Linked DNA regions of Homo sapiens: all the other regions are linked to region 5. A link is a contact called in ENCODE Hi-C or POLR2A ChIA-PET data. All regions are on one chromosome and are shown on one strand. The core of a region is the stretch at or near the end of the contact, and the rest is flanking DNA. Distances in the headings are between cores, read along the strand shown. Region 1 overlaps RCAN1 (regulator of calcineurin 1). Region 2 has its middle 24 kb from the start of RCAN1. Region 3 overlaps RUNX1 (RUNX family transcription factor 1). Region 4 overlaps RUNX1 (RUNX family transcription factor 1). Region 5 overlaps LINC00649 (long intergenic non-protein coding RNA 649).

Evidence for each region. A loop is a pair of places that touch in the nucleus more often than their neighbours do. ChIA-PET counts read pairs that join two places held with the same protein, here RNA polymerase II (POLR2A). Pooled maps may share reads with other maps.
Region 1: a loop to region 5 is called in a pooled map, with 12 times the contacts of the local background. The contact joins two enhancer-like sites. A Hi-C loop is called at or near these places in 3 of 37 single-sample maps with no recorded cell type and 4 of 50 pooled maps.
Region 2: a pooled map shows a loop between it and region 5 (6-fold over the local background). The contact joins two enhancer-like sites. A Hi-C loop is called at or near these places in 3 of 37 single-sample maps with no recorded cell type and 3 of 50 pooled maps. POLR2A ChIA-PET finds 5 or more read pairs at or near these places in 1 of 52 experiments (MCF 10A).
Region 3: a loop to region 5 is called in a pooled map, with 5 times the contacts of the local background. The contact joins two enhancer-like sites. A Hi-C loop is called at or near these places in 2 of 50 pooled maps. POLR2A ChIA-PET finds 5 or more read pairs at or near these places in 2 of 52 experiments (IMR-90 and activated CD4-positive, alpha-beta T cell).
Region 4: a pooled map shows a loop between it and region 5 (2.9-fold over the local background). The contact joins two enhancer-like sites. A Hi-C loop is called at or near these places in 3 of 50 pooled maps. POLR2A ChIA-PET finds 5 or more read pairs at or near these places in 2 of 52 experiments (Panc1 and activated T-cell).

The regions. Positions count from the first base shown.
Region 1 is chr21:34,541,790-34,547,046 of GRCh38, reverse strand. The region is part of intron 1 of RCAN1 (regulator of calcineurin 1); the gene reads left to right. Among named protein-coding and RNA genes, the nearest start is that of KCNE1, 32 kb to the right of the region's middle. RefSeq lists a silencer at 2,861-3,010 and an enhancer at 1-3,381. Within about 2 kb of position 1,811, at least 24 of the 41 ENCODE cell types and tissues checked have a DNase peak (open chromatin) inside an H3K27ac peak, as active enhancers do.
Region 2 is chr21:34,635,800-34,641,845 of GRCh38, reverse strand. No RefSeq gene overlaps it. Among named protein-coding and RNA genes, the nearest start is that of RCAN1, 24 kb to the right of the region's middle. RefSeq lists enhancers at 1,248-1,357, 1,388-1,587. Within about 2 kb of position 1,490, at least 2 of the 41 ENCODE cell types and tissues checked have a DNase peak (open chromatin) inside an H3K27ac peak, as active enhancers do.
Region 3 is chr21:34,862,458-34,867,940 of GRCh38, reverse strand. The region is part of intron 5 of RUNX1 (RUNX family transcription factor 1); the gene reads left to right. The region is part of intron 1 of RUNX1-AS1 (RUNX1 antisense RNA 1); the gene reads right to left. Among named protein-coding and RNA genes, the nearest start is that of RUNX1-AS1, 29 kb to the right of the region's middle. RefSeq lists enhancers at 1-33, 34-701, 1,682-1,961, 2,002-2,171, 1,442-2,641. Within about 2 kb of position 2,285, at least 17 of the 41 ENCODE cell types and tissues checked have a DNase peak (open chromatin) inside an H3K27ac peak, as active enhancers do.
Region 4 is chr21:34,804,313-34,810,046 of GRCh38, reverse strand. All of the region lies in intron 7 of RUNX1 (RUNX family transcription factor 1), which reads left to right. Among named protein-coding and RNA genes, the nearest start is that of RUNX1-AS1, 29 kb to the left of the region's middle. RefSeq lists a cis regulatory region at 1,358 and enhancers at 1,310-1,378, 1,192-1,691, 1,206-1,716, 1,995-2,064, 1,578-2,777. Within about 2 kb of position 1,931, at least 23 of the 41 ENCODE cell types and tissues checked have a DNase peak (open chromatin) inside an H3K27ac peak, as active enhancers do.
Region 5 is chr21:33,945,240-33,950,669 of GRCh38, reverse strand. It overlaps LINC00649 (long intergenic non-protein coding RNA 649), which reads right to left. Exons shown (of 3, transcript NR_038883.2): 2 at 4,775-4,860. Among named protein-coding and RNA genes, the nearest start is that of LINC00649, 17 kb to the right of the region's middle. RefSeq lists enhancers at 1,880-1,939, 2,470-2,949, 2,124-3,323 and a silencer at 2,791-3,085. Within about 2 kb of position 2,814, at least 39 of the 41 ENCODE cell types and tissues checked have a DNase peak (open chromatin) inside an H3K27ac peak, as active enhancers do.

The DNA.
Region 1 (5,257 bases), core at 562-3,061, 600 kb before region 5:
TCTTACTCACTGGAGACCTTGCAAAAGTGTGGGCCCCAAACTAGGGTTTGGGGAGAGATTTATTCACGTAGGTATTATCTGGTCTCTGTTACCCAGAAAGTCATTTTTAATAAGTCATGCACTCATGACTAATCATTTTCTCCACTTAAAAAAACTTTTTTCCAGGTAGGACATAATAATGGGTCAAGCTACTTATACTTTTCCTGTTTCCCCCTTTTAATGGGAAAAACACGCTCTTTTTCCATATCTAAAATGGAATTGAATGCTTCTTGTAAAATGTACATCTCAGGGAAAAACCCATTGCTATTCTAAACCTGCTTCCTCCTATTCTTCAGTTCCTGGTACGGTGGATGTTGTTTGCGTCTTCTGACTTCTACCCTCTGAGTTGGAGACTCATAATTATTGTTAGTATGTGAGCATGCAGTGTCTGTCTTTAAACTGCTAAGACGGTGTTGCTTTTAAGCGACAGCGATTGTTTTCTTGTTCATGTTTGTGCTGTCTTCTTTGCGTCAGCTCCTAAAATAGAGGGGAGTTGTGTACCTGTTAACAACGTGTTAACAGCATTGTTGGGGTTTTTCAGACAATTTAATTGTACAAGTAAATTATTTTAAGTTAGAGCCTATTCGTTTGAAACAAAGAAAATAGTTTTTACATTTCTAAAAAAAAAAAAAAACTAATAAGTAACTGCCAACAAATGCTAGACTATATACCTGTAAAGTCAGCATTTTAATGTCATTTTCTTCTAGAGCCAGAGTTTAGTAAGTTCTTGGCCTGCTGGGAAGAAATGTAAGGAAGAGAGTGTTGTTAGGTGGGGATTTTTTAACACAAAAATATAAACTTGCCTGACGTGATTTCTCGCCATTTTCTAAGTCACTGAAATGTTTGTTATCTATTTTATTTCAGTAAATCACTTTCTTTTAGCATCCTTCAGATGGTCAAACAGCATGTTGTATCTCTGAGAAATCTCATCTTATTAAAGATTGACTGATGTCCTTCAACATTTCTATGAGCGTTTTTCAACCCACAGAGATCCAGTTAAGATACAGACAAATATCAGGATCTTCTTAGGACCTGTTTGAAATGACATGTTTCAAAGCAGCTCTGTATTAAAAGAGGTCATTCTTTTCTGTTGAACAAGAAATTAAGTGAATGCATTTGGTGTGCTGGGGCTATTCTTCGAATGTTAGAGCAACCTGTTTCATTTTAGGGCCTGGGGTCATTATTCTCCATGGGTGGCACCGCTATCCTCCCAGTGGCATTTGAAAATCCTTGCGAGACTTTGTGGTTGCAGCAAGGACTGGGGGAAAGCTGCTGGCATTTGTAGGGAGAGGGGACTGACCAGCAGGGAGGCTAAACAGTCTAGAGTGCAAGGGGCAGGGCCATGCAAGGAGAAGCTGTTTCCTCCACAATGTCGTTAGTGTAACTGCTGAGAAACAGCGGGAGAAGTCACAGGCTCAGGGAACACAAAGGATCTTTGTGCCTGGCCTGGCCAGCCCCCCACTTCTTCAAGGAAGCATACTGGGGGTCACATCTATTTTCTCAGTGTTTCCCTTTCACCCATGCCCCACATTGCAGCATTTTTCATCAGAAACCACAGGAGCCCAAAATACACTTCCTCATTTCTGAGATGCCTTTCTTAGTCAGGGCTGAAATTAGTTTTCAGTGGACACCCACACTCAGGCACTGTACTAGCAAAGCCTTTTGTTAGAAACTGTCACACTGGTGTTCAGATTGTCCTCTGCCCGAGTTTTGGAAGGGTGGGTGACAAGGGCCAGCAAATAGTCAACACTGCCCGTTGTGCAATGCTGTGATCTCCCTCTGAGAGCAAGAAGCAAACTTGAGGTGACACTGAAACAAGGGGCGGGGGCACTGAGCCTGCTTTCGTAGCTTTGCTTTGCTTTTGCCTCTTGGTTTACTTTCTATGGGGAACATATCCCACTAAGAAGGCTGGTCCAGCCCGCACCATGATGGCAGGCATGGGACTCGGGAGACGTGGTCCCAGAGGCTCTCGCTCCACTGATGGTGAGGAGTAAATGACACAGTAGGCTTTGCAGAAGTGAAGTCAGAAATCAGAGGGCTCCATCTTTCAACCACTCCCTGGCCTTCAAGGATAGATCTTGGAGTTCACGTCATACAGTCTTTAAAAGGCTCTCCTGCCCACAAGGTGCCCTCACTACCCCTCTTCCACGTGCGTCCCTCGCACTGCTGTTTGCTGAGACTTACAGCCCCGTCCCATGTGTGACTTTTACTCCAACCCGAGGCGGGTGCTTCCTGACAGCAGGGCTGGGTCTCCTTTACTTTCTATCTTGGGGACCAGCAGTCTCCTCTGACAAGGAAGAGATTCAGCAAAGGCTCGTTGAGACCAGCCTGGGTGACACAGTGAGACCCTGTCTCAAACAAACAAACAAAAACCAGCAGAGTTTCTGATTCAGTAAATATATATTAGTTTTCTATTGCTGTGTGACAAATTACTACAAATCTAGTGGCTTACAATGCCCATTTCTTAGTTGACAGGTCTGTAGGTCAGAAATCACCATGTGCACAACAGGGTTCTCTGCTCAAGGTTAACAAGGCTGGAACCGGTTCTCTCCTGGGCTGCGTTCCTGTCTGGAGACTCTTGCGGAGAATCTGCTTCTAAGCACATTCAGATCCCCGTGGCCACTCTAGCTCCTTGAGGCCACTCTCAGTCCTTGCCACATGGCCCCCTCCATCTTCAGAATCAGCAACAGAGAATGTCTCTCCCATCCTTTCTCCGACTTCAGAAAGAACCCGGTCCCTTTTAAGTGTTCACCCCACATAATCTCCCAGGGTAATATAACCTAACTGTGGAAACAGAATCCATCACAGAGTCCCGGGATCATGCAAAGCTTGTCCACCAGGGGGCCATTTGAGAATTCAGCCTACCACAATAGGTAGGGCAAGAATTCTGGCAAGTTGCCAAGTAAGGCAGCTACTGCTGCTGTGGCAGCCACAGTCTGAAAAGCACCTACCTATGCACATTCTACAACAACCTTTGACTTAGATTGTTCCCAAATTGCAAATGAGGAAACTGAAGTTCATAGGATTCAGTCTAGAGATAATATTCATAGCACATAGTAACTGGTACCTCGTGGGCACTGACCACTCCGAATGGCTAGCAGGCAACTGACTCTGGCTGTCAGTGCCACTGTGGTCATCTTGGCCAGCACCACCAGTTGACTGAGGACCCCCAGCAAGTAAGGACTGCAGCCAGGGTTCCTGCCCAGGCCCATCTGACACCCAAGCCTGAGCTTTGGCCACTTCACATGCTAGGATTAAAAAGAAAATGTCATCCCTCGAAGCCTAAGTCAGGAGAAGAAGAAATAAAAGGACAGCAGTTTATTGATTCCAAAGCCCAACTTCCTTTGAACATTCTAGCTGCTGGATGTTCTATAAAGCTACCTTTCTCCAGTCTTAAATTTGTATTTGCTTCCTGTTGCTGATGTAACAGATTACCAAACAATTTTAGTGGCTGAAAACAGCACAGATTTATGACTGTACAGTTCTGGAGATCAAACTCCAAAATCAGTCTCAATGGGCTAAAATCAGGTGTCAGCCTGGCTGCGTTACTTCTAGGGCAAAATCCGTTTCGTTGCCTTTTCCCAGGTTCCAAAGACTCCCACTTTCCTTGGCTCATGGCCCCATATCACTCGAATCTCTGCTTCCATCATCCTGTCTCCATCTCCGACTCCAGCCCTGCCATATCCTGCTTATAAAGACACCTTGATTACACTGGGCCCACCCTGGTAATCCATCATCTCCTAGTCTCAAGATCCTTAGCTTAGTCACACCTGCAGAGTCCCTTCTTCCATGTATGGCAACATATTTACAAGCTCCAGGGACTAGGGAGGGGCTGTCATTCAGCCCAGCTCATAGTCTGAGGCCCACACCTATGTGGATCATAACAGTGAACGCTTTCATGGAAACTTCCTATGCACCAAGCCTCAATGTAGGCATTAGGTCAATTTGTGCCACCACCACCACATGAGGTAGGTCCTGTGATTATCCTCTTTACAGATGAAGAATCTGAAGCACATGGGACTTGAGAACCTTGCCCAAGGTCACACAGCTAAGAAATGGAACACCAGGTTCAGACCCAGGTGGCCTGGCTCCAGAGTCCATACTTCTACAACTCTGTTGTACACCTCTCACAGATGTGCAAGTAAAAGGCAGACCCTACATATGTAGATGGCAAGAAGCCCCACACCCACCCATCTCTCCTTCCTCTTACACCCACTGTTCCACTAAGGACCCTGCTTACTCAGGTGACCTCGCCTTCTGAGTCTAATGAGTTACAATCCTTGCCACTTCTGCCCATCGCAGAAATGTTGTTCCAGTTACTATTGCTGCACAACAAGCCACCCAAAACGTAATGGCTGTAAATAACAATAGTCATCTGTTTTGCTTGTGAATCTGCAGTTTGCACAGAGATGATTCTTCTCTCCTCCATGCATCATCCTCTGGGTTTCCCTTGGCTGGCGACTGGAGGGTCCACTCCCAAGTTGTCACACTTATATAGCTGGCAAAAATACCAGCTGCCAGTGAGGAGCTCAGCCAGAGCTCTGGGCCAGCAGCCTCAGTTCGTCTCTGTATGGGCTCTTCATGGGCTGCTTGGGCTTCCTGAAAGCATGGTGGGCAACTGGGTTCCAAGAGGAAGTGCCCCGAGAGAACAAGGCAGAAGGGCATGGCTTTTTATGACCTAAACTTGGTGTCTTTTCCACCATATAGTGTCACTTGAGGCACTCACAAAGGTCCTCCACATTCAAGGGCAGGGGACATACATTCCTTCTCCCAACAGGAATGGCAAGGCTGTAGGAGAGCATGTGGAGTAGGAGACAGTGTTGCAGCCATCTTCAGAGAATTTGTTCTTCCAGAATTGTCTTTATCATAGCTACCTATGACATCCCACCACACCACACATGGCATCCTCCCCACCTCACCTCTGTTTATAGGCACTTTCCAAGCCCAAATTTGGGTGTATGCAGAAACACAAGATTTTGTCCAATGTATTTATTTTTATGTCCTTACCAAAATTTTAAAAATGTGTTGCATGAATAGCATTAAAAAAATTTTTTTTATTTATTTTATTTTTTTTGAGATGGAGTCTCACTCTGTCACCCAGGCTGGAGTGCAGTGGCGCAATCTGAGCTCACTGCAAGCTCCACTTCCTGGGTTCACACCATTCTCCTGCCTCAGCCTCCCGAGTAGCTGGGATTACAGGCACCCGCCACCACGCCTG
Region 2 (6,046 bases), core at 241-2,740, 690 kb before region 5:
GACTTCCTAAGACCAAGCTTACATTAATCTGGAGAAGGTGGTGCAGGATTCAGGAGGACGAGAGAGACCTCAGGTTGAAACAGGAGAGTTTTTACTGAGTGTACTCGGGCCCAGCTGACTCAACGTCCAAAAGACTGGGCCCAGAACAAAGACAGCACCTGACTTTTATACACACTTTACAAAAGGGGGTGGGCTAGCTTGAAGTAAGCTTACAGTGGCATGAAAGCAGGGATACTGAGGCAGGACAAAGACAGGATTGCACATGACCGTTGCCAAGCAACCCAGATGTCCGTTATCTAGTTTTGCCTGGGCATGGGCTTATCCTATAACCTTTACTATGGTGCCCAGGCAGCTGTAGTTTGGGCCTACTCAAGCTTCTTATGACCTTTGTTGTACTTCTTAGAGAAAACAGAATACTTGAAGTCACTAGTTACAGAGAAGAGGAACCTACAAACTCATTTCATAAAACAAAGGAAATTTTTTTTTCTATGTTGAGGGAGTGCTGGGAGAGTCTTCAGAGCACATTAGATAACATTATTAGGACCTTTCCTGGGTCTGGGCTGTGCCTGTTGCTGCCTCTGGGACAAGTCAGCCTAATACAGGAAAACTTTTTTTTAAATTTTATTTTTTTTTAATTTCCAGCCTCAAAGGGACCAACCCATCTTAGAGACTTCTACAGACAGCCCGTCCCCCTGTTAGGTGACGATTTTACCAGTGTAGACCTCCCAGGATGCATTATCACTGCCAGCATCTGAGGCACTTGTAGTAACCACTTTACGCGGACCTGAATCATGAATGCTTTCCATGGAAGTGACTCAGAGGAAAAACTATTTTCAAAGCAAGAATTGGCAGGGCAGTGGAACTGATTGGATGTGCAGTTCAAGCAAGAAGGAAGAATTAAAAGTGATGGAGAAGTTGAGTTCCTGAACACCAGAAGGTTTATGGACATGGAGCTGGGCTGGAGAGGCTGAAGCTGTCCTGAGGTGGGGGAAATTTAAAGGAGTGGGAAAGGTGTAGGGGACAACTGTCCTCTTTGCCATCCAGAATCTAGTCACCCTTCTAGTAAGCCAGAACCCTAAAGTTTCTCCAATGATCTCACAGAGTCAATGGACATGAACTTGAATAGAACAGGTTGTGTGAGCTGCTGCAACCATCTCGTCACCACGTGGAGCCTGAGAAAGGCATGCAGTGGGAGGGGGCAGGGACGAGATGGAGAGAGATCAGAGAGATTAAGAGACTCCTGAAGCAAGCTATATTGGTTCCACCCCAAACTTTTCTGTTACATGAGCCCAACATATTCCCTTTTTTGCTTAAGAAAAGAAAAATAAAATAGAATATTAAACAGTGCAACTGCTGTAGAAAAGTTTGGTGGTTCGTCAAAAAATTAAACATAGAATTATCCTATGACTCAGCAACTCTAATTCTGAGTATATATCCAAAAGAACTGAAAGTGAAACTCAAACCAGTATTTTCACACCAACGTCTGTGACAACATTATTCACGATAGCCAAAAGGTAAAAACAACCCCAGTGTCCATTAACAGTTAAATGGATAACAAAATGTAGTATGCACATGCGATGGAACATTGTTTAGCCATCAAGAGGAATGAAATTCTGATACATGCTGCAGCATGGATGAGCTTTGAAAATATTGTGCTAAGTGAAATAAGCCAGGCACAGAAAGACAAATGTCTTGTAACTGCACTTATATGAGGGACCTAGAATAGTCAAATTCATAGAGATAGAAAGTAGAATAGAAGTTACTAGGGGCAGGGGTTGGCGGGGTGGAGAGGCAGAGCTGTTGTTTAATGAGTACAGAGTTAACAATGGGGGAAAATATTTTAGGTACAGATAGTGATGATGGTTACACAACACTGGGAATGTATTTAATGCCACCGGATTGGATGCTTACAAATGGTTAAAATGATAAATATTATATATATTTTGCCACAATTTTTTTAAAAAACAGAAATTTATTATCTTGCAGTTCCAGAGACTAGAAGTCTGAAATCAACATGGGGGTGGTGAGGGTGAAAAAAAAAGATGATCAGAGAGTTTGGACATTTTTAGTGACAATCTACTCTGATAAACCAAGCACCTGAATTCCCATGGGAATAAGGATATGTATGGTCACCTTTACCAATTGACTGACTGTTTCCTCGGGGTCTCCGATGAGTTGGCTGTCTGGCGCAGGGTGCACAACAGTTCTTAAAGCCACACATCTGTCCAAAAGCTCAAAGAGGCAATAGTACATCTTACACTATTGCAGATCTTCCAGTAAGTACATATATATATCTCACTGTAGTGCTGGGAGTAACATGGTGGCCTCAACAACCCTGGCAAATTGCCCTGTAACAAAACAGCACTGTGGGAAGTCACCTTTACCAATCATTGGTGCATCATAACGAGAGTCTCCTCTTTCTTCTATTCAGGGTTATTTGAGTTCTTTTGCTAATTTAACTGTGGCATCTGGCCTGGGAACATCAAAAGACAACAAAACTCCTAATCATCAGGGGAAGAGTCAAGTCTCCCTGCCCCAGGAGTGATGACTTATTACAACAGCTCTGGGTTGGTGCTGATGGGTTTGCATGTTCCCCTTCAGAATCCATCCTCTGTGGACTTGAACCTACCAGGGGATCATGGTGAATTCTTCCAAGGTCTGGGGAGGGGTTGGTGCTCTAGGCCTCTGGTAATTTCCAAACGGTGTCTCTCTGAAGGAGGGCTGCCAGCCAGCAGGTTCCAACAGGGTCACACCATCCCCATCCACCAGCTCCTGGGATTTGCAAAAACACAAAAACAACTTTGCATTAACAGTCCATCTGAAACCCAGAGAAAGTGCGACCAGGCCTTTCACCAAGATGTGAAGCCTCTGCCTGGCCCAGAGGGATACATGTGTACTCCAGGCTATATTCTGAACCTTCATGCCTGTGACCGGGCCATGCCTCACATGTCGTTCCTACTAAACTGACTTGATCATGTCGAGCCCCTGTGGTAATCCATTCTCCCTTTTGGTTTTGAAACAGGGTCTCTCGTTGTTGCCCAGGCTGGAATGCAAAGGCACGACCACAGCTCACTCTAACCTCAAACTCCTGGGCTCAAGGGATCCTCCCATGTCAGCCTCCCAAGCAGCTGAGACCACAAGTGCGCACCACCACACCCAGCTAATTTTTTTGTTTTTTAAACCAGGTACTGTGAGTGCTCACCTGATTCTGGGCTCTAACAAAGGTGTTTTTTTATGTGTGTGGAGATAGTTGTTAAATTGGTGCCTTGCTGGGTGGATGATGGGTGGAGCCTTCTATTCTGCCATCTTGCTCCACCTCTCTCCTCCTTTTTATTTTTTTAAATAAAAAGGGGGTTTCACTATGTTGCCCAGGCTAGTCGCAAACTCCTGGGCTGAAGTGATCCTCTGGCCTCCCAAAGGGCTGGAATTACAGGCGTGAGTCACTGAACCCAGCCCATCTACTCTCTTAGTGTTCCCATCCCCACACTGTTCTGTCTTCCCTTTACCAGTTTATCCTGTTCTCAACTTTGGTCCAGATACAATGCCATTTTTGTGGACCAACCTTCCTCATCTTCACTGAGGTCATACCTGGGTTCAAACACCAGCTGAGACATCACAACCTCTATGACCTTGAGTAGCCATTCATTTTTTCAGGTATGCATCTGTATGATGGGCTTGATAGTTCCATCTGTTTCAGGCAAGGTTCCCTTGCAGTCACAGGAACCACTCTAACTATTTTAAGCAGAAATGGATTTCATATAGGAGTAGTGTGCTCACAAAACCTTCACATGGGTCAAAGAAGCAGGCTAGAGAAGAGGCCTGCAGGAAAGACTCATAAAACAATACTGCAGGACTAACCCACCAGGGAAGCCACCTCTTTTAACTCAAGCACAAAACTCTAGAATCAGGAAGTGGCACAGCCCCAGGACCTCTGAATCAACCTTTGCTTCCAGTGATGTAACACCTCAACTGTGATGGAGATCAGGGGCTACCATGACAATGTTTACCCCCATGGCCCCTCCACACCGACTAGATCTGCACCAACAAAAATATATATGACCCTTACTGCCACTCCCTTCGCACTTAATTCAGTTCCAAAGTCAGCTCTCTCATGGCTGCACCTAATCAGCAGCTTCCAAATCATATGTGGAGCCCTGTTTGCAAGGCAGGCTGGGAAATAGTTTCTGTCTCTTCAGCTCTGTAGAGAGGAAAAAGCAGAAGAAGGTTGCAGTGAATGGATGAGGTCTCACTCACCTCAGAGGGGTGTTGTGAAGAGTGCAGCAAGACTCTGACATCCTCATCAGTTTATTCATTCATTTACTCGGCAAATGTTTATTGCCAATTATTGCACCGGGAGTTCAATGATGAATGCCGCACAGTCCGTGCCCTCAGGGAGCTTACAGTCTATGCTATGGGCTGAGTTGTGTCCCCTTTCTCAAATTCATATGCTGAAGCCCTAACCTCCAATGTGACTATATTTAGAGCTATGGTTTTAGGAGGTAAAGCTAAACAGGGTTATGGGGTGAGATCCTAAATTGATAGGATTGGTGACCATATTAGAAGAGAAGCAGACACCAGGGCCCTCTTTCTCTGCACACACACACAATGGAACTGCACTGGAGGATACCTCAAGAAGGCAGCTGTCTGCAAGCCAGGAAGAGTCTTCACCAGGAATGGAGCCACGCTAGTCCCATGATCTCAGAATTCCAGTCTCCAGAGCTGTGGGAAAATACATTTCTGTTGTTGAAGCCACCAGTCGGTGGTACTTTGTTATGGCAGCCTAAGCAGATTAAGACAGTCCCGGAGGGTTCAAGCCAGAAAGCAGGCAAGTCCAGCACAGGCTGGTAAATGCTAGTGGAGGACAAGCACCAAGAGCTCTGAGAGCACAGAAGAGGGGCACCATTATAAGCCTTAAGGGGCCAAACGAGACATTTGGGAATCTAAGGGTAATGCCAAGGTTCAGAGCGAGGAGAGATCCTGGCATGATTCCAAACACAAGCAAGTCAATAGAGCTAGAAATGCCCTATTTCTAGGGTGTTTGAGGAGTTTGCAAAGGAAGGGGTGAGTGATCAGGCTAGAGCAGATCCTTCTAGGATGGAATCATTGGAAGGACTCAAAGGTATGCCACAGGTGCACTCATCTACAGCTTTAATAAAGGTGAGGGATAGAGCACGTCAGGAAAAGAGAATGGAGGCAACCTAAGAGAGGCTAGAAAACTTAGGCACAAACCCTCGCTGTCCTTTCTCATTTGCACAGCGTGAACTCGGTCTTCAGAATGACCCACCAAATGTGTGCACATTACCTTGATCGAAAGGGAGCTTTTGCAACTCTGCAGAGGGATCTTTTAGAGGCAGATGAGGCTGTGTAACTGGTTAAAGCAGATGTTACTATCAATCTATACACCCTGAAACAGTGTAGACAAGCCAGCCCCCAGTGCTGCTGGCAGAGTTGCAAACTTTAAATGCCACCTTGTAAATCATCTCATCTTTGTCTACTGCAAGAGTCAGTACCAGACAGGGTGAACAACCATTCTAGTTTGCCCGGACTGAGGGGAGTGTTTCAAGAAGACAGGATTTTCAGTTCAAAAACCGGGAAATATTAGTTTGGTACAAAAGTAATAGCAGTTTTTACCATTAAAGGTGAAAACTTTAATGTTTTTAAATATTAAAAGGTTTTTGCTGACCGGGCACAGTGGCTCATGCCTGTAATCCCAGCACTTTGAGAGGCCAAGGCGGGTGGATCACTTGAGGTCAGGAGTTCGAGACCAGCCTGGCCAACATGGTGAAACCCCATCTCTACTAAAAATACAAAAAATTAGCCAAGCATGGTAGTGCATGCCTGGAATCCCAGCTACTCGGGAGGCTGAGACAGGAGAATCACTTGAATGTGAGAGGTGGAGGTTGCAGTCCAGCCTGGGTGACAGGGCAAAATTTTGTCAAAAAAGAAAAAAAAAAAAAAAAAGTTTTTTGCCATTACCTTTAATGGTAAGAACCACAATGACTTTTGCACCAACTACAAGGGAAATAGCCTTATCTTACACAAGATA
Region 3 (5,483 bases), core at 1,036-3,535, 920 kb before region 5:
CAGGCCCAGGAGGTCACTTTGGTCACTTGCCCTGTGTGACCCCAGCCCAAACACACAGCCTGATGGATGAGTGAAGACTGGTAAATCTGGTGGCTGTCCTTGGGGGAAGCACAGGGCAGCAGGTGTGGCCTTGGTCTCCAGGGGGCTGCGAATTCAGGGTTTTGGGGTGTTTTGGTTAAAACTTGGTTCCCCAGCTGAGATCCTAGGGAACTGTGGTATCAAAAGGAAAAGGAAGATTAGAAAGGGAAAATGAAATCTCAGGAAAGGAAATGCAAGATTGCATGAGAACATCATGGTGTTTTGTGGGATAGGTGATATTCTGCCAAATAAAGAGGCCCGCCCCTCCACTCCTTTTGCAAACCTGAGCTTTTCCCCTGCCTGCAGTTGAGCCCAGCATACCTGTGCCTTGGAAAAAGCAAGCTATGCCTTCCAAGTGAAATTCGACGTTGTAAAGGACTGGCTGTCAAACTGAAAGTTTGCAGAGTGATTCATTGATTTTTAGAGACAGGGTCTTACTCTGTCACCCAGGCTGGAGTGCAGTGGCGTGATCTCGGCTCACTGCAACCTCCGCCTCCTGGGTTCAAGTGATTCTTGTGCCTCAGCCTCCCAAGTAGCTGGGACTGCAAATGTGTGCCACCATGCCCAGCTAATTTATTTTATTTTATTTTTTATTTTTATTTTATTTTATTTTATTTTTTATATTTTTGGTAGCAATGGGGTTTCACCAAGCTGCCCAGACTGGTCTTGAACTCCTGAGCTCTAGTGATCCTCCCGTCTTGGCCTCCCAAAGTGCTGGGATTACAGGCATGTGCCACCATGCCTGGCCTCATTTATCAAACTTTTCTTTATTGCCTCAGAATAGAAGATACAAAGATGAATAAAATTCTGTCCCTGTCCTCAAACAACTCATTTTCATAGAACATCTCCAGAGAAAATGCTTTGCATGTCTTCGGTTTTCTCCAAGTAAAACAGCTATTTTTCAAACAATCCATAATTCCAAACAAATGCCATTTCCATGGAAAACTGAGTTCTATATTCTAAGGACCTGATTTTCAGTCTGACTTTTGAGGGTAGTCCTGGTGCCAGTAGCTTAGGCCTCAAGTCTGCATTTTGCATGTGTGATGTGAGTGCGATTGGATCAAGCAATCTGCAAATACAGGCACTTTGCACACAAGTATATACAGTACGCCGACATCTTAATTCAATTCAGCATGGAGAATCAGGAAATTATGTGCAAGTTGAAGGATTTGTATCCCGTCCAGAAATCCCCAAATAAATTAATTATACAACTCCACTGTCAAAAATAGTGGCAAATGTTTGGGTAAGGAAATGGAAGAGGAGCATAAGCATGAATTTTGGCTGTTAGGTTGTTCCAGTGGAAAAGTGAGAAATCAAAATTAAAAATACTTCATAAAAAATACTCCAAATGCAGACTACTCCTGGAATCCGAGGGTACGTTAATTTTTATACTTAGTTATCCGCAATTAAAATTAGACCCAAAGCCATCTATTGTAAAAGGAGAAATCTCCCTGCAACCTTTCAGGATCTTGTGGGATTTCCTGAATTTGCAAAGAGCAGAACCTGAGCCTTCACTGACTCTCTTGGTTTTTAAAAGCTGCGATGTTTTTCTTTTATTTTTCCTTTCTCACTCTTTGGGCGTTTCAAGACTCTGGGCACAACTGGCTTTCCTGCAGACAAACACAAGAGTGAAAAATGTTGCGATTGTGTTTCCTAAGGACTCTGAGCCCCCAGGGCAGACGGCTCCTTTGTGTCTGCAGCCTTCCTTTGCGTGACAAAGGGCAAGTTTCACATCCCCTGAAACTGTCCCCAAAAGAAGAAGATGACTCATGCTTACAGACCTACACTAAGGAGAGTGACAGGAACAGAGTCTGCTGCAGAGCCAACTCAGGTAGACCGGGGATACCTGCAAACTAGACCTGAGGAGGCCGAGTCACAACAGGAGTCGGGGCTCGCCCGTCAGACACGGGGTGTTATAGGAGGATTCTGCTCTGATGTGGCCTGGATGCACTTTTAAATATGTTCTTCACACCTAGGCAAGAAATGACCCCGAGCTGCATGTCTTTTTGCTTTGTAATCTCCTTGCCACCCTCAGCTCTTTGGGGAGCAGTGTGCACATTTGAAGCAATCCTGAGGTTTAGCCACTTCCCAGATGTGGTGAGGAAGTGGAGAGTGCGCTGGGCCATGCGGAACTGCAGGTTCCAGCCGTGGCTTTATTTGACCACAATTGGCTGTCAGAGTTCACCAGCCCCAGGGCCGCCAACGTCAAGACTAATCAAGCCTAGACCTGGGGCCTCCCCGCTGACTGGCCCTGGGGAGTGTGTCATGGCAGCGAGTGTCCAGGAAGACTCACCCCTTGACCTTCTTCCCAACTAAATAAAGCAGTTAGTATTTTGCCCTGGCATTTGGATGGACACACTGGCGTCGAGGGAGACAACACATGTTGCAGTGAGGAGCACTGGCCTGGCTTGTTTACATAGCATATCAGCCACTCACAGTTGTGCCTTACAAAGGTCGCCAGCTGGCGGGGCAGGAGTGAACTTGAACTTGAAGTTCAAGTTGCGTTTAGGCCTGGTAGCAGCCCCATCACCTGCTGAACACACACACACACACACACACACACACACACACACACACACACACGCACAAAACCCCTCCTCATGTCAGACGTCAGTGCCTACTTCATCCCCAGCTCCTTCTTACGGGATCTGTCACAGCTCTGGTCTTTGTGGAATCACCTTTATCATGTCTTTAATGATCATTCCACTGACATTTACTGAGACCTTTCCCTGTGCTCTGCTTGTATATTCAGCATTCCATTTAACCTGCAGAACAATGCTACGAGATGGAATGACTGTTATTAACCCCCTTTTACAGATGACAAAGCTGAGGCCCCAGAGAGGTCAAGTAACTTGCCTGAGGTCACACAGCTAGCAAGTGGCAGAGCGAGGTTTTGAACCTAAGTAGGTTGCCTTGAGAGTCCACACTGAATGAATCACCACTGTGTTTCCACCTTCATGGGATTTTATATGGAATTCTTCTCTCTCACTGCTTCCAAGCCTACATCAAGACAAACCTCATCTGCCCTGTTGTTTTTTGTTCTCACCTTCTTATTCAGTATGAGTGTCGTTTGGTGCTTCTAATGGTCTTCTAATGGTCCTCCTGGAACCCAAGCCCTGGCTGGAACTGATGCTGCTGTGGTGGTCAGGGTTCAGTGAGCAGGAGGAAGGACTTGGTGTTTACCCCTTGTTTACCCCTTTCCTTGGCTTCCTTCCATGCAGGCCACCCTGTGACCCCGTGGTGGCCCCCTCTGGAACCAAGAGCTGCCGACTTCCAGCAGCACACACAGGATCAGTGCTGGGGCCATCTGTGCACTGACCAAAGCCTCTGCTGGCCTCACCAGACCAAGGCCAGTGAGTGCTTCAGGGAGCCTTGGATCCTCCAGGCTGCCAACAGAAACACCGGCCCTCTCGGCAGCAGCCCCATCCTTCCACCCCTGCACTGGGTCCTGAAAAGCCCATTTTGGGGCCGTTGCTATTTAGCCAACCTGCCCTCCCTTGCTCTCCTGTGATTTCTCACTATTCCGGCTGCAGCTCGCTGGGAGAAACACTTGAGAGTCTTTTGTGCTCCACACCCATGTACTTAAAATACCAGGCCTATAGGTCATTTCAATGAGGGAATTTGGCTCATAACACGTGTGCCCCGAGGCACAGATCCTACTTCTGCAGATGCTGGCCAAGAAGGGCTGTGTCCCAGCCGCCATGGGGTGGGGCCACAGAGAGGGCAGGGCCACGTGGAGGGCAGAGCATGTGGCTCCTGTCAGGTGCGCCCGTTGCTGACTGCAGCCCAGTATCAAGGCTCTGCTGGGTCTCATTGGAAGAATACAAAGGACGTGTAAGGCAGTTTTCGTGCTGTGGAAAAATGTCACCTACACCTGTGAAGAAGTCATCACTGTGTCTGTAAGATAATAAGCAAATGTCCTTGTACCCAAAGCTGTAAACAAGAGCCCTTTGTGAGGGAGAACCACATGACTGGCCAAAACGCCCCACCTACTAGTGTGTGCTCGGTGGAAATGTCTTGTGACTGTGCTTAAAATGAAGGGCATGATTGGGAGGCCAAGGTGGGCGGATCACAATGTCAGGAGTTCGAGACCAGCATGGCTGACATAGTGAAACCCCATCTCTACTAAAAATACAAAAAATTAGCTGGGTGTGGTGGTATGCACATGTAATCCCAGCTACTCGGGAGGCTGAGGCAGGAGAATCGCTTGAACCCGGGAGGCAGAGGTTGCAGTGAGCCGAGATCACGCCATTGCACTCCAGCCCAGGAGACAGTGCAAGACTCCATCTCAAAAAAAAAAAAAAAAAAAAAAGATGGGCATGAAATAATGAGAATTCAGATAATGACCATTCATTTCACAAATTATCACTTTGATTAAGTTTTACTCCTGATTATATAGGTTAGTCTGTGGTTTACCAGATGGGGTGTCATGAGTGCTCAACTGCCAGAGGCCCAAACGCAGCTCAGTAAGAAAATGCTTTTGAGCTATAACCCAGGTTGAGTACCATTGGTACATTAGAATCACAGAGTCAGATTTTACTTTTTGGGGCAGTGGTAGGTGTGGATAAAGTATCTCCAGTCCAGATTTCTTGTACTGGTGCTATTGGGTTTGCGGGTGGAGATTTATGACCTCAGGGATAATAACCGGAAGAACAGTGAGTAGAAAGCTCAGGGATATGAGTTTTGCTGTATATCAAAGCTGTGTGACTTTGGGAAAATTACTTAACCTTTCTGGGCCTTAGCTTTGCTACCTATTCATCAAGAACAATAAAATCCATCTTGTTTATTTCATGAGATTGGTGTGAGGACCAAATGAAATAGTATATGGGAAGGTGTTTAAAAAGTTGTAAGTTCTACACGACTTAAAAATGCCAGTATTATGAATGCAACCATTCTTTGTTGTCATTTGGGTAGTCGTGGATAGCGTGGTGGTAGGAGAGCCACTATCGGAGCAAGACTGTTCCAGAGGGTAAAACACACGCGTGCCTGTAGAGCAGTTGTCACTGGTAGAGCCATGATGGGAGCTCTTACTACATTGCTATTTGTACTGAGTTAAATAGTGTTCTCCAAAAAGTGTATGTCCACCTAGAACCTTAAAATATGGCTTAAGGTCTTTACAGGTGTAATCGAGATAAAGTCATACTGGACTTGGGTGGGCCATAAGTCCAATGACTGATGTCCTTCTAAGAAGAGGGAGGGGACACCCAGTAGGAAGACAGTCATGTGAAGATGGAGGCAGAGGCTAGAGTGCTGCAGCTGCAAGTCAGGAAACGCCAAGAAATGCTGGCCACCATCCGAAGCGAGAAAGAGGCAAGGATCCTCCCTAGAGCCCTCAGGGGGAGTGTGGCCCTGCTGCCACCTTGATTTGGGACTTCTGACTTCCAGAATTGTGAAAGTCTTAATTT
Region 4 (5,734 bases), core at 682-3,181, 860 kb before region 5:
GGGCACAGAGAGCTGGGGCAGTGGCAGAGATGGATGGGGTAGTCACCAGAGGAAGCCCAGGCTGCAAACTGGCATGACACACACCTGTGTGGAACAGATCTCCATCTGAGCTGGGCTCAAAAGCATCGTATTCTCCAATATCGACAACTCATAGGTTAGGGGGTTCATCATTTTGTAGCCTCTGCAGTCCCAGACGTAAAGTCACTTCTTTTTTTTTCTTGCGTGCTGACACCCTAAGGCATTACATGGACCCTGGCAAATCTCAGCCATGTTACTTAACATGATCTGCCCCAGCGACAGCTCTTAACTGTATCTGTTTAGCCAGAGATATCACAGGTGCCTCTCTAGGAAATCCCACCGGCCCCTCATCAGCACAGTGGAGATTGGCTGTAAAGCACGGCCTTCCATGCCCAGCCTGGACTGCAGGTTGGAGATGACAGTCTCCCAACCCAGGCCTTCCAAGCATAGACTATCAAGCGTGCACAATCCTCTTGATATCAGGTGCCACCTCAATGGAGTGTTCTTCAGAAAATTCTGTTTCTTTAGCTGTGTGCAGTCCTGGGAGATGCTGTGCCTCTTCTGCTTGAAGCTTCCCAGCTCCCACTTGAGGTGTCAGTGATTTGTTTTACTGGAGTGAGTATCCTCATTCTCCACCAAGGGTCCAGTCTCAGGATGGAGGCTGCTTGAGATATCCCAGCCCTCAACACAATATTTCTGGCTCATGTTTTTCAAGGAACTAAGCGGGGCAAAGGTGCCAGAGGAGTAGAAGGGAGCAGAAAGTTGTCTTTACCCTCCTGGAGAAGAAGGACATGGAGGAGTGGAAGGAAATAAATAGGGTGGCCATAGAAGAATCTAAACATCCATGATGTGCTGGTGTTGCAGGAATGTACCCAACCTGTCTGTAGAGCTCCTTCAGGCCTGGAAAGTTGTATACGGGGGGCAGAGGTGCAGAAAGTGCACAGTGCAGAAGATCCTTATGGAAAAGATGTCTGCAACAAATGTTTATTTAACAAAGTACAGAGAAAGAATCTGTCTGCAAGGGAGGAGGCAGCAGAAACCAGAAGGTGCCTTCTGTTCCCTCTGAACTATGGTCCCTCCAGCTGTGTGCACTGAAGGCCACTCTCCCTCTGCCTCAGGGACACGATGCCAACTGAGAATGAGACATGTTCTAAAAACACCCATCTTTTCTGGAAGCTAGTGACCTATCCTTGAACCCTCCCTCCAAAAGCACTCTGCCTAAATACGTAGCCCTTTCCCAGACGTGTCTCAGACTCATCTGGCTGAGGGTAGCAGCCTCGTGGTGCAGGGTGAACTGTTTCCCCTGGGAACCGTCTGACAGTGCTAATGAGGAATTGCATTTTGCGTTTATAGAGCACCTTTCATCTGTGGATCTCAAAGCTGCCCCACAAACATTAATTAACTCTCACACCTGTGAGGCAAGTGAGCCTGGTTACCCCCATTTTTAGAGGTGAGGAAACAGAGGTTTGAAAAGAAAAGGACTCCAGGGTGAACCAGCAGGGTTGGGGGCGGCCTGATGTGAGGAACCAGCATTCTTGATTCACAGGGCCCTGACCACAAAGCCACAAAGCTTCCCCGGCGAGGTGATGAATACGGGTCCCGGAAGCAGGGAGTGGTGGAGAGGCGGACACAGGGCTCCCTTCTTCCTTCCCGCAGGCAGCCTGCCACCTCCCAGGCTGGCAGGTCGGCAGTGAGGATGGGATCCCTCAAAACCTGAGGCCTTTAAAACAGCATACCCAGGCAGGGTTCTGCCCCGGCTTGGTCTGTCTGCTTCTCTTCAAAGTAATTGCTGGAACAACGAATGCATCTGAGCTACACATGACTAACCAAGATGTCTGCAGCCGGCCAGAGACGAACGGTTGGCAAATCCTGGAGCTGTTTCACAACCTCCCTTTTTTCCAGGATCCAGAGCTGGTGCTGACTGACTCATGTTATCATGGGATTTCAATGATATAGCAACAGTGTGCTGAGCCGGTGTCTGCTACCTGGGGGTACCTGTAGTAGGAATAGGTGACTGCTCTTCTTACTTGTGCTGTGCCGGAGCTTTGCTCCCTGCTGCAGAGGCCAGAGGAAACACTGCTTCTCAAAGACAGTGGAACTTTCAGGGAAATGTCCCTTTCAGAGCAGAGTCACCCACCCCCAGGGACTCTGAAAGGCCCCTGACATCACACACCTCTGACAGATGTGATGCTGGGAAGCATCTGGGGTCACCCCCTTTGTCTGCAAGGGGAGCCTAGGCCTTTCTTCCCAGGGGTCCCAGACAGTGAGATGCAAACCACCACTGGGGCTCGCCCTAACACATCACCCTGGAAACTGACTCACATCTCTGAGTCCTGAGTCACATCCTGTTGTGTGTTCTGAGGTCTCCAAGAGGGCATTACACCAGCTCCCCATGACTGAGGTGAATCTGGAGGGAACCCTGGGAACGTCCCTACCTTCCTCCAGGATGAAGGAGGGAAAAAATTCCTCCAGGGAAATAACCAGGGCTGCCCCTAGGGTTTATATGTTCACCAAGCTGATTTGCCTTTTTCAAAAATAGATGGTAGAACCCTGTGGTCTATGTGACTTTTATTTTTAAATAGCTCTGAGAGATGACTGAAAGACCTGGCGTTTTAAAGATGTCAGCCACACAATCAAGGAAGGGGCTTTCTAACTATAACCTTCTCCAAGCCCAGGATGAAGGGTGCCACCGCTCAAGGGGTGCTGTTGGAAACCCAGCTTCTGAGGGTGGGTGTTTAAAAGACCCTAGAGTGGACAGTCAGAGGAGGGCCGGGAGGGGTCTCTATCCATCTTCTCCCAGCGCCTGTGGGGAGCACGAGGACAAAGAGGGATGTTTTGAACTTTTCAAAGAACAAGATATTTTGTTCTATTGATTTTGTCTATTATTTTCCTGTACTTAATTTCACTGGTTCCTAGTCTAATTTTTATTATTTCTTCTCTTCTGCTTGCTTGAGGTCTGTATTGCTATTTTCTCCAGTCTCCTGAGGTGGAAGCTTCAGTGACTGATTCTGGATCTTTCTTTTCTAATATATGTATTCAATGCTATAAATTTCCCTCTAAGTACTGTTCTATCTGCATCCAAAAATTGTAATAAGTTGTATTTTCATTTAGTTCAAAACATTTTTTAATTTCTCTTGAGACTTTTTATTTGACTCATGTCTAATGTAGAAGTATGTTGTTTAATCTCCAAATATTTGGAGATTTTCCAGTTATCTATTATTGGCTTTTTAATTTAAATCCATGTGGTCTGAGAAAATACTTTGTATGCTTTCTATACTTTTAAGGATCTTAAAGTGTGTTTTGTGGCCCAGAATATGGCTTATCTTGGTGAATCTTCCATGTGAGCTGAAGAATGTGTATTCTGCTGTTGTTAGAGTATTCCATAAATGTTAATTAGATCAAGTTGACTGGTAGTGCCGTTTAGGTCAACTGTGTCTTAATTTTCTGCCTGCTTGATGTATCAATTACTGAAAGAGGGTTGTTGAAGTCTCCAATTGTAATAGCGTATTTACCTATTTCTCCGTGTAGTTCTATCAGTTTTTGCCTCATGTTTTTTGACACTCAGTTTTTAGGTGGACATATATTAAAGATGCTGTCTTCTTAGAGAATTCACCCACATTATCATCATGTAATTCCCTTCTTTATCCCTGAAAATTGTCCTTCCTCTGAAGTCAGCTTTGTATAAAATTAACATCGCTGCTCTGGCTTTCTTTCAATCAGTGTTAGCATGGTGTACCTTTTTCCATCCCTTTACTTGTAATCTGTATAAATATTTTTATTTAAAATAGGTCCCTTGTAGACAATATGTAGTTGGGTCTTGTCTTTAATCCACACTGCCAATCTCTGTCTTTAAATTGGTGCATTTAGAGTATTCATATTTAACCTAAGTATTAATATAACTGCAGTAGTATCAATCATATTTATAACTTTTATATTTGTTGCACCTGATTCTTCCCCCCACACCTCTTTTTCTACCTTTTATAGGTTTAACTGAACATTTTATATGATTCCATTTTATCTCCTCTGTTAGCATATTAATCATTCTTTTTAAAAATGTTTTTAGTTACTGCCCTAAAGTTTGAAAAGTACATGTATAACTAATCTACATCTAGCATCAAATAACTACCACTTCTTCCTTCCTGTTTATATCATTACTGCCTTTTATTTCATTTATCCACATGCTATAATCACTCAATACTTTGTTACTATTATTGTAAACAGTTATCTTTCAGATCAGTTAAGAAAAATAAAACTTAATTTTACCTTAATATAGTACTTTTCTAATGCTCTTCCTTTTTTATGCAGTTCTTTTTGACATTTCTCATAGGGCAGGTCAGCTGGCAATGAATTATTCCAGTTTTGTTTGTCAGAAAATATCCTTATTTCTTTGAATTTGAAGGATAATTTTGCTGAATGCAGAATAATAGTTTGGTAGCTTTTTTGTTGCAACACTTCATGTATTCTCCTTTCTTTGTGTTTGCATGGTTTCTGAAGAGAAAGATAATGTAATTCTTATCCTTTTTCCTCTATGGATAAGGTGTTGGCTTTTCCCCCTCTCTAGCTTCTTTCAAGATTTTCTCTTCTCTTTGGTTTTTTGCAGTTTAAATATGATATGCCTGGGTGTAGATTTGGTATTTATTATGCTTGGTGTTCTCTGAGCTTTCTGGATCTGTGGTTTGGTATCTGTCATTAATTTTGGAAAATTCATAGCCATTAATACTTCAAGTATTTCTTCCACTGTTTTCTTTTTCTTCTCCATCTGGTATTCCAATTACACATTACATCTTTTGAAACTTTCTCACAGTTCTTGGATGTTCTTTCTTTTTCCTCTTTATCTTTTTGTTTGGTAAGTTTCTGTATCTTCAAGTTCATTGGTTCTTTGCTTTGTCATGTTCTGTCTACTAAGTAAGCCATTCCTCATTTCTGTTAGGGTGCTTTTGGTTTTTAGAATTTGCTTTTGAGTGTTAAGAGTTTCAGGCTGGGCACGGTGGCTCATGCCTGTAATCCCAGCACTTTGGAAGGCCGAAGTGGGTGGATCACCTGGGGTCAGGAGTTCGAGACCAACCTAGCCAACATGGTGAAACCCTGTCTCTACCAAAAATTACAAAAAAAAAGAAAAAATAGCTGGGCGTGGTGGCAGGTGCCTGTAATCCCAGCTACTCGGGAGGCTGAGGAGGAGAATCACTTGAACCCAGGAGGCGGAGGTTGCAGTAAGCCAAGATTGCGCCACTGCACTCCAGTGTGGGCGACAGAGCGAGACACTGTCTCAAAAAAAAAAAAAAAAAAGTTTCCATCTCCCTGCCTACATCATCCATCTCTTCTTGCACCTTGTCTTCTTTTTCCACTAGAGCCATTAACATGTTAATCATTGTTAAATTCCCTGTCTTGTAATTCCAAAATCTGTGTCACATCTGGGTCTGGTTCTGATGCTTGCTTTATCTCTTCAGACTGTGTTTTTTTCTTGCCTTTCTTGTAATTTTTTATTGAAAGTTTAACATGATTTATCAGGCAATAGGAACTTAGTAGGCCTTTAGCGTGAGTTATTATTCTCATGTACCCAAGAGTTGGGCTGTATTTAATGTTTTCAGAAGGTACCAGAGACTTCAAATTCCTCTAGCGTCCTTGTTTTTGTCTCCCATGTCATCTGTGAGCTTCTCTATGAACTCCTCCTTAGTCAGTATGTTGAAGCTCTTTCAGCCATAACCCACTGTTATAA
Region 5 (5,430 bases), core at 1,565-4,064:
TGACCACGGTTCTAGGTGTGATCTTTTGTCGCTGATCCCAGATTCTACGTCACCTCTAGCACATGTCAGGCACTGCCCCTGGCGGACCCTTTCCACCCTTCCTGCTTTGCTGTCTCAGTGGACCCTTCAGTAGGTGTGTCAGCGGGAGGGGTTCACAGAACACCTCTTTGGCGGGATCTCCAAAAGCCCCTCCTCATTTCCCTCTTCTTGACCACCAACGTGTCCCTCTCCCTGCCCTTTTAGCTGGGGTCTCCTGCGTGCCTGGGCCTTTCTGTCTCCTTCTTATTTACTTTGCCCAGCAACTACTATAACTTCTCACCTGGCTCTGACCCACACAAACCTAGACCAATCCCCCTGTTTCCCTCTCCACCTCCTAAAGAGTGGGGTGCCCAGCTGGACCATAACGACACAGCTGCCTCGGGCTGGGGTTGAGGGGCATCCACTTGGTTCTTCCTTCACTGGGAACGCCAGACCAGGAACGGCCCCAGCTTTCCTTAAGGAGGAATGGTTTCTCTGAGTGGAAATGGTACGCATTCTGCAGGCACTAACCATCTTCAGTGGTTGTGGTTTAAAACTCAGAATGAGAAAGCCACCTTCAAAGAAGCCATGCCACACATTTCCTGTTTAGGAGCTCAGCCTAGACTAGATGAGTGCTCACGCCTATAGTCCCAACACTGGGAGGCTGAGGCGAGTGGATGGTCTTCAGCCCAGGAGTTTGAGACCAGCCTGGGTAACACAGTGAAACCCCATCTCTACCAAAAAAAAAAAAAAAATTAGCCGGGTGTGGTGGGACTCACCTGACTCACCTGTACTCCCAGCTACTCAGAAGGCTGAGGTGGGAGGATCACTTGAGTCCAGGAGACTGAGGCTGCAGTGAGCCATGATCACACTACTGCACTACAGCCTGGGCAAGAGAGTGAGACAGTGTCTCAAAAAAAAAAAGAGCTCAGCCTTGATTGGGCATCAGATTTAGTTCTTGCTTAATGGCCCAGAGCAGCATAAAGCATGAAGCATGACAGACATGTCAAAAGCAGGCCTGGCAGAGTCATCCTCCTGGGCTCCTATGGCATATCCTTCACGCTGGCCAGGCCTCAAATCCAATTCCAGGTCTTGACCACCACCAAAGCCCTGCGGTCAGCCGAAGGTTCCTGCCAGCCAGCTTTGTTCAGTTATCTACTTATTTTTACCCCTAAACCACCCCAAAAAAATAAGCAGACTGACTGTTCAGTTAAGGAGGGACATCAGTCCACTACAAGGCCCTGAAGCCAAGAGCTAATTTTAAGAAAGGAGGGAAACACATATCACAATGTGCCCCAGACCAAACACCACTGGGACAGGAGTGTGAACAGCGCTTAGAACCCAACCCTGGAGGCTCACCTCTGTGCAGCCTTTGGCCATCCATCCGGAGCCCGCCCTGATTCTCCACAGGGAGAGTGGGGAATTACAGTTCCCATCCCTGTTGGGTGGAACCAGATGACATCCTAAAGGCCCTTCCTACTGGGACTCGCTCCATCCTGGTAATACCTGCCATCGAATAAACACCATGGCCAGCCATAGAGACGCATGATCACACTCGGTCATCCCAACAACCCAGCCAGACTGTTCTTGTGAACACCCTTTCCAGAAATGGGGACAGTCTCGTGCCAAGATGCCAAAATGGGTGGGGGGAAGAGAAAGGGTTTGGGTCCAGGTCTGTCTAATTCGAAGGCTGCTTCTGGCACTTCCCCAGCTCACGAAGCCTGCTGCCTCTTGACAGGAAGTAAAAGGCACAGACAGATGGTGCTCTGGTGGAGCCCTGCCCAGAAAATGGCCACTTCCGGAGCAAAACTGCCACAGCAACAGGCCTTGTCAACAGCAGCCTCCAACCGTTAACCACAGGGCCATCTCACCTCTAGAAATCAGCTCCCTTTTATCCACACATCCCTACACACAAACAATAACTCCATCACCCAGGAGACCACAGAACAAAGGCAACGAGAGAGAGGGACAGAATGGGGCATAAATAAGATGCTGGATGGGCAGACAGGAAAAAAACACTTCAAGGCAGAGCACACCAGGATGTATTAGAAAGGAGTATTTGACACGCAGGCTTTTAGATGAAGCCTACCCTCCTTACGTGGGGAGTATACACAAATGAGTCTGTATTTTCAACTACGTCACATGCACCGCCTTGCAACCCAAAACAATATTTGTGCTTCAGGGGCTGCACTGCGCTGTTTTATACACAGAATCACCTGGCACAGCTCCTGTCCCTGAGATGCAAATTAATGTTCTCATGTAGTGGGGGGAAGGGGTCGAGAGGAGGCGAGGGGGAGGGGAGCAAATGTGCTCTGCAGGCCACACTCAGGCATTGACATCGCTGGGCATGATAGGCGCCGCCAGTGCTGTTGCTTAGCAACTCAATACCCTTCGAGAAAATCCAGCAGCCTCGCTGGCTTGCAGAAGCAGGCAGGGCTGGTTCAGCATGGCATTGGGCATGGAAAGATACTAACAGGTTTTTTTTTTCCAGTTATTAATAATCATTCTTCCTGATTTCCCATACAGATCGACATACCTGAGGGGACCCAGAGTCATCCACTACACTGGGGCTGGAAAAAGCCCAGGGTTTTTAAATTGCCTCCCAATCGGCTTCGGAGAGTAGTGGAATTTTACTGGCTGGTCCCATGACACTCCTTCCAGCCCCGGCCCTCACCACAACACAAAGGCAGAGCTCCACAGTGTGACTCACCAGCATACCTTCAGATCGTTGTTTGTCAGCCCATGTCATGAGTCATGGTTTCTTCAGCTTTCTTTTTTCTCAAAACTGAAACACTTGACATTTTACAATAGGGTTGGGGGGAGGCTTTTCATTTTTTTTTTTTAAGCCACTCTGTGGCTTTGTGTGCAAGTGTGGGGGCACGTGGGCAGAGGTGAGTAATGGATGCAAGAACAGGTAAACATGAGCAAGGTTCTCCACGCCATCAGCCACCTGGCAAGCCATCAGAGCTCAAGGAAGTTGTCATTTGTGTCGTGGAGGAATGGGAATACCCCTGGGCTATGTATCTTGGAAGAGACAAGGTGCTGGACAGCTTTCCACCCTCCATCTGTTGCATCCCAGCAGTGTAATGCTCCCTCTATTCCCACACACAAAGAGGTCGGCTTCATTTTGTGCCACGTGATAACAGCACCATGTAAGGCTTTAAGAAAAATCCTGCAGGAGTTACAAGAGACAAAGTACACTGCGACGTAAGATAAGAAAAAAAGAAGTGGAATTGCCACAGGGAAACTGTGCTGGGCCGAACAGTTGGTTGGTGGGTCCCTGGCTTTGGGTTCTGATTCTGACATAAATCGGGTGGGTGATGAGCTTCTTATTTGCATGGCTCATGCAAATATGCCATGATGTTATAAAGCACAACTTTCCTCCTCTCCATGAAGCCCTCAATCTCCAAATTTATTCACTTAGACAGCACAGTCTTTCCCCCAGAGTGTGAACCCCTCAAAGTCGGCACCATTTTATAAATCTCTTTATGGTATCAACCCAGCACATATCCAATACATACTAGATGCTCACTCATGCTGCCTGTGTGTATGGAGACATGGAGAAACAAAAATTAACTAAATCCAATTCACGTTTTGGAATCCTTATTTATTCCCATGCATTACAGGATAGATTCAATATGCCCTGTCAAGTCCCAGGAAAGTAATGAAGACCTAGGAAAGGATACAACAGAAAACGTTCTGAATGTTACACAATTTGAAATGCCATGATGTCATAAAGCATTCTTAGAAAAGGTAATAGTTGGCCGGAGGTGGTGGCTCACTCCTATAATCCCAGCACTTTGGGAGGCCGAGGCGGGCAAATCACCTGAGGTCAGGAATTCGAGACCAGCCTGACCAACAGGGTGAAACTCCGTCTCTACTACAGATACAAAAATTCGCCAGGCATCACCTGTAATCCCAGCTACTCGGGAGGCTGAGGCAGGAGAATTGTTTGAACCCAGCAGGGGGAGGTTGCAGTGAGCTGAGATGGCGCCACTGCACTCCAGCCTGGGTGACAGAGTGAAACTCTGTCTCAAAAAAGAAGAAAGAAAGAGAGAGAGAGAGAGAGAGAGAGAAAGGAAGGAAGGAAGGAAGGAAGGAAAGAAAGAAAGAAAGAAAGAAAAAGAAAGAAAGAAAGAAAGAAAGGAAAGAAAGAAAGAAAGAAAGAGAAAGAAAGAAAAGGTAATAACTATCAAAAGTCTCCCCACAGTCAGGGATGAGGACCAATTCTATACATAAGTAAATTAGGGAAGGGGAAAGTTAGAACTAATAAAAATATTTGCCCTGTCAGATTGGGGTAATGTCTGAAATTTCCACAATATTTGCTTATTTAGATTAAGATATTGAAGACCTGTGTCAAAATGTAAATGTTCTGTAGCCACAGCAATGTATAAATCCATTATTAACCTCAGGTGCATTTGCTAAATTTATTAAATCCATTCCCAGAGTGTAAGAGACCTAGGGATTGAGACTTGAAGCATGTAATTGTGTTTTTACATTATGGAAATGTCCAAACATGTACAAACTTGAAGTAATAGTGTAATCAAGCTCTATGTGCTCATCAGCTAGCTTCAACAATTATCATCCTATCACCAGCCCTGTTTTATCTACTTCCTCCCAACACACACACATTGGAGTGTTTTGAAACAAATCTAAAACCTCATAGCATTTCATTCATACATATTACAGTATATAACTCTAAAATATAAAGACTTTTTTTTTTTTTTTTTTTTTTTTTTTAGAGACAGGTACTCACTATGTTGTTCAGGCTGGTCTCAAACTCCTGGCCTCAGGCAATCCTCTCATGTAGCTGGAATTACAGTCCTGAGCCACCGCACCCAGCTAAAAACATAAAGACTTTTTAAAAACATAACCACAATACCAGTATCACACCTGAAAAAAAACCCCAACAATTTCTTTTTTTTTTTTTTTTTTCTATTTTTTTGACATGGAGTCTCGCTCTGTTGCCCAGGCTGGAGTGCAATGGCATGATCTTGGCTCACTGCAACCTCCACCTCCTGGGTTCGAGCAGTTCTCCTGCCTTAGCCTCCCAAATAGCTGGGACTACAGGCATGCACCAAAATGCCCAGCTAATTTTTGTTATTTTTAGTAGAGACAGGGTTTCACCCTGTTGGCCAGGCTGGTCTCAAACTCCTGACCTCAGGTGATCCACCTGCCTTGGCCTCCCAAAGTGCTGGGATTACAGGTGTGAGCCACCACACCTGGCCAACAATTTCTTAATATCAGTAAATATCTGGTCAGTACTCAATATTCAAATATCCCTGTTAAAACAATTCAGGGGTTCTTTTTGAATTAATGAACTTGAATTATTAGAGCAGTTTTAGGTTCACAGCAAAATTGAGCAGAAAGTACACTTCCCATATGCCCACTGCACCCAGACATGCACCACCT